Linked DNA regions of Mus musculus: region 2 is linked to region 1. The links are chromatin loops, found by intact Hi-C in ENCODE. Cell type or tissue: heart. All regions are shown on one strand. Links, peaks and the distances in the headings refer to the core of each region. The heading gives the core; the rest is flanking DNA.

Region 1 (4,378 bases), core at 238-4,237:
CTCTGGGAAAAGGCCTTGCTGCAAACCTCACATTTGTAAGGCTTCTCGCCGGTATGGATGCGCTGGTGCTGGATCAGGGTCGAGCCTCGTCCAAAGCTCTTCCCGCAGATGCCACAGATGTTAGGTCGAGGGCCTTGCCCACCCCTGGCCCGGCCACCCCTACGGCCTGGCCCACGCAGGGTTCCTGTCAGATTCAGTGGATTCTGGAGCATCTCAAACTGGGGTGCAGCCAGCAGAGCCCCCGAAGGCATGTCAAATGGAGGCAGCGCTCCTGTGGGCTGCTCCCCAAACCCTTGAGTAAAGGAATCCAGGGGGTGGACTCCTAGGGAGATGCTCAAGGGATTCTTTTCCTCGGGGCTCAGAGGCATCTCTGCACCTTCCTGGAATTTGGAACTTTGAGTTTCAAACTCAGGGCTATGGGTTTTGAACTCAGAATTCTGAACGCCATCTCCAGAGTTCTGCGGTTCATACCCGGGGCTCTGAGATTCATACCCTGGACTTTGAGATTCAAATTCGGGGCTCTTTGAACCGTACCCAGGGCTTTTGGGTTCATACCTAGGACTCCCAGGTTCACAGCCAGGGCTCCTGGGATGGCAGCCAGGGCTTCGGGGCTCATACTTAGGACTCTGGGATTCAAACTCCGGGCTCTGAGGATCTGATTCAGGACTTCTGGGTGCAAACTCAGGGCTTGGGGGCACAAACCCAGGGCTTCGGGATTCAAACCCTGGGCTTTCAGGCTCAAACCTGGGGCTCTGGGATTCAAATTCTGGGCTTTGTGGCTCAAACTCTGGGCTTTGGGGTTCAAGCCCAAAAGGTATTTCTTCAACTTCATAGTCCCCATTGCCTTCTCGCTGAGAAATTTCCCCTTCTTCATTCTCACTTGTGTTGCCTGCAGGATCTGAGAATTACAGAAAATCCAGATTGAATGGGGGTCTGGAAGGTCATTGGGTCCATTAATTGTCCCAAAATTCTCTTCCCACTCCCCAAGCAGGGTCATTGGCCCCTACAAGTGAGGTGACAAAATGTACCACCTCCCCTCTAAAGACCCGGGGCACTCAGTCTCCACCCTCCACCCCACTTCCAAGTGTTTAAGATTCCGGCCTTATTTCCCTCCCGCAGGCCACAGCCCAGTTTTCTGGCACACTCCTAAGAGGCGCGGTCCTTCCCTCACCTTTGAGAGACCCTTCGGGGCTGCCCACTGCGTTGGGACTGTGCACATCCCGGGACTCCAGGCCCCACGACGACGCCTCCCGCTCCATCCCTGCCAGTTCCCAGTGCGGCGGCGGTGGCGATGGCGGACGATCCTACGACCCAGTTCGAGTGCCTGGAGCCCCGAGCCCTCGCCACCCGCGCGTTCAGAGCCTCCGAGGAGACCGGGCGGCCTGGCTTCGGCCGCGAAGGCCGGACGTCTTGACCCTGGGCCTCTCCGGCCCCGCCCCTGTCCGCTGCCCCGCCCCCCTCCCAAGGTCCCCGATTGTCTCGTGGCCCTCACCGGCCCCCGCGCGTCGTGGCCTCGGAGGTGAGGGGCGAGGCGACTCCTCCGGCCGTCCCCCAGCCACAACTCCCAGCCCGAGACCCTCTAGTCTCGGCCCCTAGCCCCGGCCGGGCTACTGCGCCCCTGCCCCCTCCCCCCGCACAGGAAGTGTCCGTCCCTGGCCAGTTCCCCCCGCTGGCTCGCGCCGCGGCCTCTCTAGGAGCGGCTGGAGGTGGAAACTCGTTGGCATTAACCCTGGACTGGATCTCCCGGGCCTCGGGGGGTGGGGGCGACCCGACGCCCCGGAGCCGGCGGGAAGGGCAACAGCAGTTTGTGTGTCTGTATCGCGGGTCTCGGCCTAACCGGGGACCTGTCTGCAGGTTTCTCCGACCATGTGCTGGCTACTGAGTGTGGCCAAGGGCGAAGCGGCAAGTGAGACCAAGGTCAGCGAGAAGGAGCGACGCTTCCCGGCGCCAGCGGGGGAGGCGGCTAGCTCCTCGCCTCAGCCTCGGGGCACTCGGACTGGCACCGGGAACGCGGACGGACGCCCGTTTGACCGCACAACCAGGCTCTGGAGCCCAGAGCCTGCTAGCCCGCCGAGCTACGACAGTGACACCCGCGCCCACTCCCCCCTCCCTCGCCCTCCCCTCCCCCTCCGCGATGCGGGCTCGTTGCCAGAGAAACAGCTCCGCCTCCGCGCCGCGAGGCACCGCCCACTCCTCCCAGGATTGGTTGTTGGGGCCGGCTGTCTCTGCTTCACCGTGGTCCCGGGGTCACCGTGGGTCCGGGCCGTGTAGAGCAGAGGGCGTTCAGGCCATTCTAACAGGATGCCCGGAATGCCTGCGGGAGTGAGAGAGGGAGGCGCCGGGCGTCTCCTCGCGAGCTCGGCCTGCGCTTTGTAAACTTTCCCCTGAGCCGTTTGTCCTGTATTAGGAAGAATGGAAGCCTAGGGCTCTTAGGGTAGACACCCTTCCTCCTCTGCTTTTCTCCCTTCTCGTTTCTTCTGCTCTCAGGTTTTACAGGTGCTGAGGGGCCACTCCAGAGATACTAACATAGGACGACCTTTAATTTCTTCCCTTTCCAAATCTTGTGTTTGATTCCTCGTTTCTTGATTTTCTCACAAGCGTGCGGGACAGTTCGGAGAGTGACACTGAAGAGTTCCAGAAGGGAAGGGGGAGGGGGAAGGGGAGAGAAGAGAAGAGAAGAGAAGAGAAGAAAAGAGAGGAGAAAAGAGAGAAGAGAAGAAGAGAAGAGAAGAGAAGAGAAGAGAAGAGAAGAGAAGAGAAGAGAAGAGAAGAGAAGAGAAAGAAGAGAAGAGAAAGAAGGAAGGTGGGCCAAACAGGCCCTTTTATAGCAAGCCAGACCTACCTGGCTGTTGCTAGGTAACTGTTGGGCGGAGCGTAGAAGGAATACCTGCAGATAGCCCTGGCCCCGCCCAGTCTGCGGGCCCTGTTCAGCCTTTCTCCCTGTCTCCCTGTGCTCTGCACTCTTCCAGATGGCTTTGGCTGTTCTCTCTCTCCTATCGACAATTAGAAATAAGATAAAGACTTTCCCCTAACTCTCGCATGGAACAGTCGTGTCGTCAGTATCATCTAATCTAATCTAATCTAATCTAATCATTTTCTACTCTTCTACTGAAGCAAGTTTGGTAGTCTTGACAGCTAACGAGCCAATTCGCTGCGCTCAGCTTCCTGCATACTATAATCAAGGGTTTTCACAGCCAGCAAGTTTGAAGATTCTGAAGACTCTGCTAAGCCTTTTGGGTGTCAGATGTCCAGATCTAGTAGTGATGTGTCTGTCCAGGAATGGTCTCTCTTTACCTCAGACTGGCCTTGACTTCTCTATGAACTGAGGATCCTCTTGTCCCCGTCTCCAGAGGACTGGGACTATATGTATGTGACACCATGCTCGGCCTTGTGAGTATGAGGCAAAGACTCCATCAACTGAGCTACACCCCTAGCTGCCTCCTCCTCTTTCTCTCCTCCTCCTCCTCTTCCTCCTCTCCCCTCCCTTTTCCCTCCCCCTCTCCCGCCCTCTCCCCCTCCTCTTCCTCATCTTTCTGTCTTCTTCTGTTTCTCCTTTTCTTCATAACCAAGTTGAGAACAGTCAAGTTGGCAGCCACAGTGCCTCTCCCAAGCAGATTTGTATTCACTCCCCCGTTGTTGAACTAGAAAAAAAAAATGTCCTTCAATAGCAGACACATTCAGCCATGGGTCACAACACCCTGCTTTCTGGGAAAACTGCTTTTATGCCCCTAGTTCAGACTACATGAACTTCTGGTCTTCATCTGAAGCATCAGAGCAGCTTCAGCCCATTCAGTGAGTTTCTCATATCCAATGACTGGGACCGAGATGCTGGCTTCATGGAGTCTGCATGACAAAGGGGACAGTCTGCATTTCAGAAAGTAAGCCTTGCCTTGAAAATACCACGGTTTCTCATCTGTGGGTTCTGCACCTTCTCATTTAACCAAACGTTAATATATATATATATATATATATATATATATATATATATGAAGGGCTGAGAATGTAACTCAGAAATCAGAGTGCTTGACACAAAGTCCTGGGGTTAGCCTTCAACACTGGGGATAGTGGTAATAGTTTCTGTCTGTGCTAAATATACACAGCTTTGCTTTGCCAGTACTCCCCAGAAAACAGTGTAATAACTTGACATTATCCTGGATATTGTTAGTAATTTAGAGGGGCTGGGAACATAGCCAGTGGTAGAGTGCTTGCTAAAACTGTGTGAGGAAGAGAAAATGCAGATCTGCTTGGGAGATGCACTGTGGATACCAACTTGACTATTTTCAATTTGGTAATAAAGAAAAAAAATATACCTAGAGAGAGCGTGTGTGTGATCTAAAAACAAACGATTGTTTTCTGTAAGGGATTATTTTCTGTAGTA
Region 2 (4,378 bases), core at 267-4,266, 270 kb after region 1:
CCGACACCATTTCTCACTGAGCCCCTTAGTCTCAAAGGCCTGGTTCCAAATACTGCAAATCTTCCAGATTGCAATGAAGCAAGTCGGTGAATGGAGAGGCAATGGAAACCCCATCGTCATAACCCTCTGTACCTGCACTGAAGGCTGGAGCGCTATCCAACATTCAGATGGGAGGCAGGCTTTCACCCCACACATCTGATGCCCAGAGGCCTGGAAACGTGTTATTTTGCAAATCAGAGGAAGCTCATTAAGACTCCAATTTTCTTCCTTTATGGGACTGCTAATTGAGAGCAATAAACTTTTCCCTTATGAGCCCCAGAGAGAACTGAGACTGACTCTTTTTAAGGGGTTAAAAAAAAAAGTTTCCCTGAAGGGACAACTACTCACAAAGAGTGGGGGCAGTTTGCCATTCTCCAAGCACAGAGGATAGCCTATGGGTGGGAAGGGGAGTCTGAAGTCAGGGGCTCCTACAGGAGACGAAGGCAAGGAAAAGGGGAGCCTGACTCGGTGGCATACTTGGGAGATGGAAACCAGAGGATCAGAAGGTCAAGGTCAAGGTCAGTCCCAGCTACCCGAGACCTTGTCTCAAACAAAATGAAGGAGAAAGGACAAGCAAGGAGGGGAGGGAAGCAAGTGTGTAGAGAGCATAGGTGACTACCAGGTGTCTTCTTCCTTTCACTGCCTTGAGAGACTTAAGAGTCATTTGTCCATTTTACAGATTAGTAAGTAGACACTGGGGGAAATGTCTCCAAGGCCCCAAGGCGGGAAGTAACAGGGCTAAGACCACAAATTCCGCGTTCTGTGTTTGGCTTGCCCTGTGGCATGGGTTGACCTTGACAGTCACATGAGACTCCTACTTGTGGTCTCCTGGCAGGAGAGGAGGAGAGCTCGGAAGCCCGAGAATGAGCCAGAAAAGTGCAGGGAAGCCCAGTTCCCTCGGCTGCAAAAGTCAGACCCAGTGAGGAGGTCTGAGAGGCTGCGTCTCTGAGCTCTAGGTACGGATGTCCCCAAAGCCACCCAGACACACACCTGGGGACCCATCCTTCTGCCTTATTCTTTTTGTTGATGCTTCATCACACACCTAGGACAAGTACCCAGTAAAAACTCTGCTGGAGGACTGAGTGAGCTGGACACCTCATGCTCCCAGAAAGCCAGCCTATCTTGTTCAGTGTCTTTTAAGATCAGTTTGCAGATCGATGTCAGAAAAGTGACATAAGTTCGTCAGAGTGAGCCCCCAGGGGAAGGAGTCATATCTGTCACTCAAAATCCCGGGGGTGATCCCCAGGAGAGAGAACAGGGCTGCAGGAGGGCGCTGACATCTAACGGAATCCCTGGAATAATCTACCCTCGGGGTGACAGTGTGCATAGGTACTTTGTGCACAGGGACAAAGAGGACAAAGCTCACCAAGAGGTAGCTGGGGTGTGAAGCAGGTGAAGCAATGGACAGCTGACCAACTGCTAATGCAGCCGAGAAGTGAGTTAGCCATCCCCTATCTCTAAGTGTTTTTAGGGAGAGATGGGGGCCCCCCGGAGAGGAGAAGGTTACCCTGCTGAGCTGACCGAGAACAGGTAGGAGCTTAGATACTTGGACAGAGAAACTTAAAACTCAAGGGCCTACCGTAGAAGGGAAAGAGTTAATAACCAGGCCACATGCAAGAAGTAGCAAAGACTGCGAGGCGACTACTACTGGGAACCAGCCCAGGCCCAAGAGCGCCAGCCTCCTGCCCCGGACGACCCCCAGAGGACCGAGGCGGGAAGGACTGCCGGAGACGGCTGCCTTCCCGCGGAGGTGCGCGCGGCCCAGGGTGACCCTGACCAGGAGGCAGCGGGACCGCCCTCGACGCCGCCCCCCGCACCCCGGCGGACCAAGACTTGAGCGCCTCCGGCCGGGAGCACCCACCCTGTCCCCGGCTCCCAAAGCCCAGGCGAGCCGCCGGCGTTCCCTCCCCGCCGCGGACGCCCAGGCTGCCCGGCTCCGGGAGAGCGGCGGCCGCCTCGCCGCCCCCGGCCGGACTCGCTCTCTGGGCGCGCGCGCCTCCCCTCCCCCACGGCGGTCCCCGCGCGGTTCTCACAATCCCCCGGCCGCCGTCCCCCGCCGCCCCGGGCCCGGCCTGCGCCCCTCGCCCGTCGCCGCCTCCTTGGCCCTATTGTTCCCCGGCGGCTGTCCCGGGCCTCCAGGCCACCCCGGGAACCCAGGCGGCCCCAACTCACGGCTCTGGGGTCTGGGAAAAGCCGAAAGGCAGAGGCCAGCCCCAGGGGACTTAACCCCTTAAGTGCCCTGCCTCGGGGGACGGGCTAGATGCCGGGAACTCTAGGGTCCTTCTCAAGGGGTGATTCCAGGCTGAGGACCCGGGGACCAGTTCAGGGTGACTGGGACGGAGCAGGAAGTGACCCCAGCTTCCCGGGCCCCTCTAGCCTGGAGTCAGAACATCAGCTCTATGGGATTTAACCCTTTGCCTCCCACAGCCTGGGAAAAAATGAGGGGGTGGGTATGGAAGCAAGGAGGTGGCTGATGACGCCCCTCTCCCAGTGTCTAGTGGAATCACGGAAGATCAGCTTTTGGGGGAGCTCAGAGGCCGGCGAAGGTCTTCGGATTTCTGGCCATTCTCTCCAAAGACTCTGCCAGCCGCTCAGTTAAGCTGATCTCAGATTCGGCCGCCGCGGGTCCCCTGAGACCCGCCTTTGTTTGGACTCACCCAGGACTGGGGCTGGTATGCCTGGGTTGGTGATTAGGAGGTGAAAGCAAAGGTTGGGTGGGCTGACCTAGCGGTAAGAGCAGAAGCTAATGGGCCAGGCAAGGCTACCCAGCGCTACGGACCCTCTTACCCACCTCTCACCCCCCCACCGGTGGTCAGGTCTCCCTGGAGGAAGAAACTGACAAGGTAGGCAAGCATTACCCCTTCCCAGCAGCTCGGTGGTAAGGTATGCAACTCACTGCAGGGCAATCCTTCCATAAACTTAGGGAGCAAGAAGTAGTGGTGAATTCCTGTAATTCCGTTGCTTGGGAGACAGAGGCAGGAGGACCTGAAGGTTCAAAATATTCGTGGCCCACATAGCTCCAGGCTACCTAGCGAGACCCTGTTTCTAAACAAGGAACCTCACAGGGCTCCCAAACTGTTCCTGCTTGTGTCTCATTTTCTCCCCACCACATCCTGAGAGAGGACTTAGAATCATCCCCATTTTACAAGGCAAATTAATCAAGACATGAGATGTGAGGTAAAGTTCGAGGCCACAGTTTTCAATGAACCCAGGTGTGAGGAGACCAGAGTTGAACAATTGAACATTCTACCCTCAAAAAGTTCCATAGTAGCTAAGCACACCACCTGTAATCTTCAGCCATTAGTAGGCTGAGGCAGGAGAATCAAGAGTTGGACTTCAGGATCAGCCTGGGATGCACAATAGGACTCGTTTCAAACCTTAAATAAATAAATAAATAAATAAATAAATAAATAAATAAATAAATAAATTCCAAGCCCTGTATGGGAGTGAATAGCTGTGACTCTAGCACTGCAAGCTGACACAGGAAAATCACCATGAATTAAGACCAACCTAGGTGAATATATACTGGCTGGGTCAAACCCCCCTCCCCCACACATGTAGCAGATGTATATAGCTCGGTCTTCATGTGAGTCCTCCACAGCTGGATCAGGGGTTGTCTCTACAGCTTTTGCCAGCCTGTGGATTTTGTTCCCCTAACTGGGCTGCCTTGTCTGGTCTCAGTGGGAGAGGATGCATCTAGCTATGTTTGATGTGCCAGGGTGAGGGAATAGAAACAGGGGAGGCTCCACCCTCTCAGAAGAGAAGGGAAGGGGGATAGGGGCAGGCCTGGGAAGAAGGGGGCAGCAATGGGGATATAAAGTGAATAAATAAATTAATGGGGGGAAAAGACCAACCTAGGCTACACAGTGAGGCTACATGTTAAAACACCAATAAATAAATATTGACTTATAATAATGAATAACGTTCAAAATTTAAAGACTGCTATACTTAACAAATCAATGAGAAAACTGCTTCAGTTTGTAAACTGCTAGTTAGTAAAATGCACCCTGACAGCAAACTTGCCTAAGATAAGGACTGCCCTGAACTGCAAGCTAAACTTAAGAAACTGCCTCTATTGTCCTTGCAAGACAATGGGTCCTGGGAACTAACCACTAGTTTTGTTTAAAAAAAAAACAAAACAAAACAAAAAACTGCTTGCTTGCTGGAGAAAACTAAGGCACCTGCAGGATGTCTGTTGAAGTCAGACACTGCTTACATAAAGGCAGGATGTGAGTTAACTCCCTGAGCCCCGAAAGCTATCACTTTGTAACTTTGTGTGTGTGTGTGTGTGGGGGGGGGTCTTTATAAACTCTGTATTAATAAATCTGGGCCATAGGCA

What was found. Peaks named below come from ENCODE experiments on the same cell type or tissue, not always from the same donor. Only the 100,000 strongest peaks of a DNase experiment are listed, where the experiment ranks them.
Region 2: it touches region 1 in a loop (3-fold over the local background); 3 of 42 quality-filtered maps call a loop at or near these places.

Annotation. Positions count from the first base shown.
Region 1 is chr7:127,343,978-127,348,355 of GRCm38, forward strand. Zfp768 (zinc finger protein 768) reads right to left here and starts at 1,337. Exons shown (of 2, transcript NM_146202.1): 1 at 1,172-1,337; 2 at 1-898. The coding sequence starts at 1,259. In heart, for the core only: no CTCF peak of the experiment used is centred there; DNase peaks (open chromatin) are centred at 1,694, 2,224 and 2,914; H3K4me3 peaks cover 3,028 bases; H3K27ac peaks cover 2,609 bases.
Region 2 is chr7:127,612,872-127,617,249 of GRCm38, forward strand. It overlaps Zfp629 (zinc finger protein 629), which reads right to left and starts at 2,401. Exons shown (of 3, transcript NM_001362196.1): 1 at 2,212-2,401. In heart, for the core only: a CTCF peak has its summit at 1,791; DNase peaks (open chromatin) are centred at 910, 1,770 and 2,400; H3K4me3 peaks cover 2,523 bases; H3K27ac peaks cover 2,172 bases.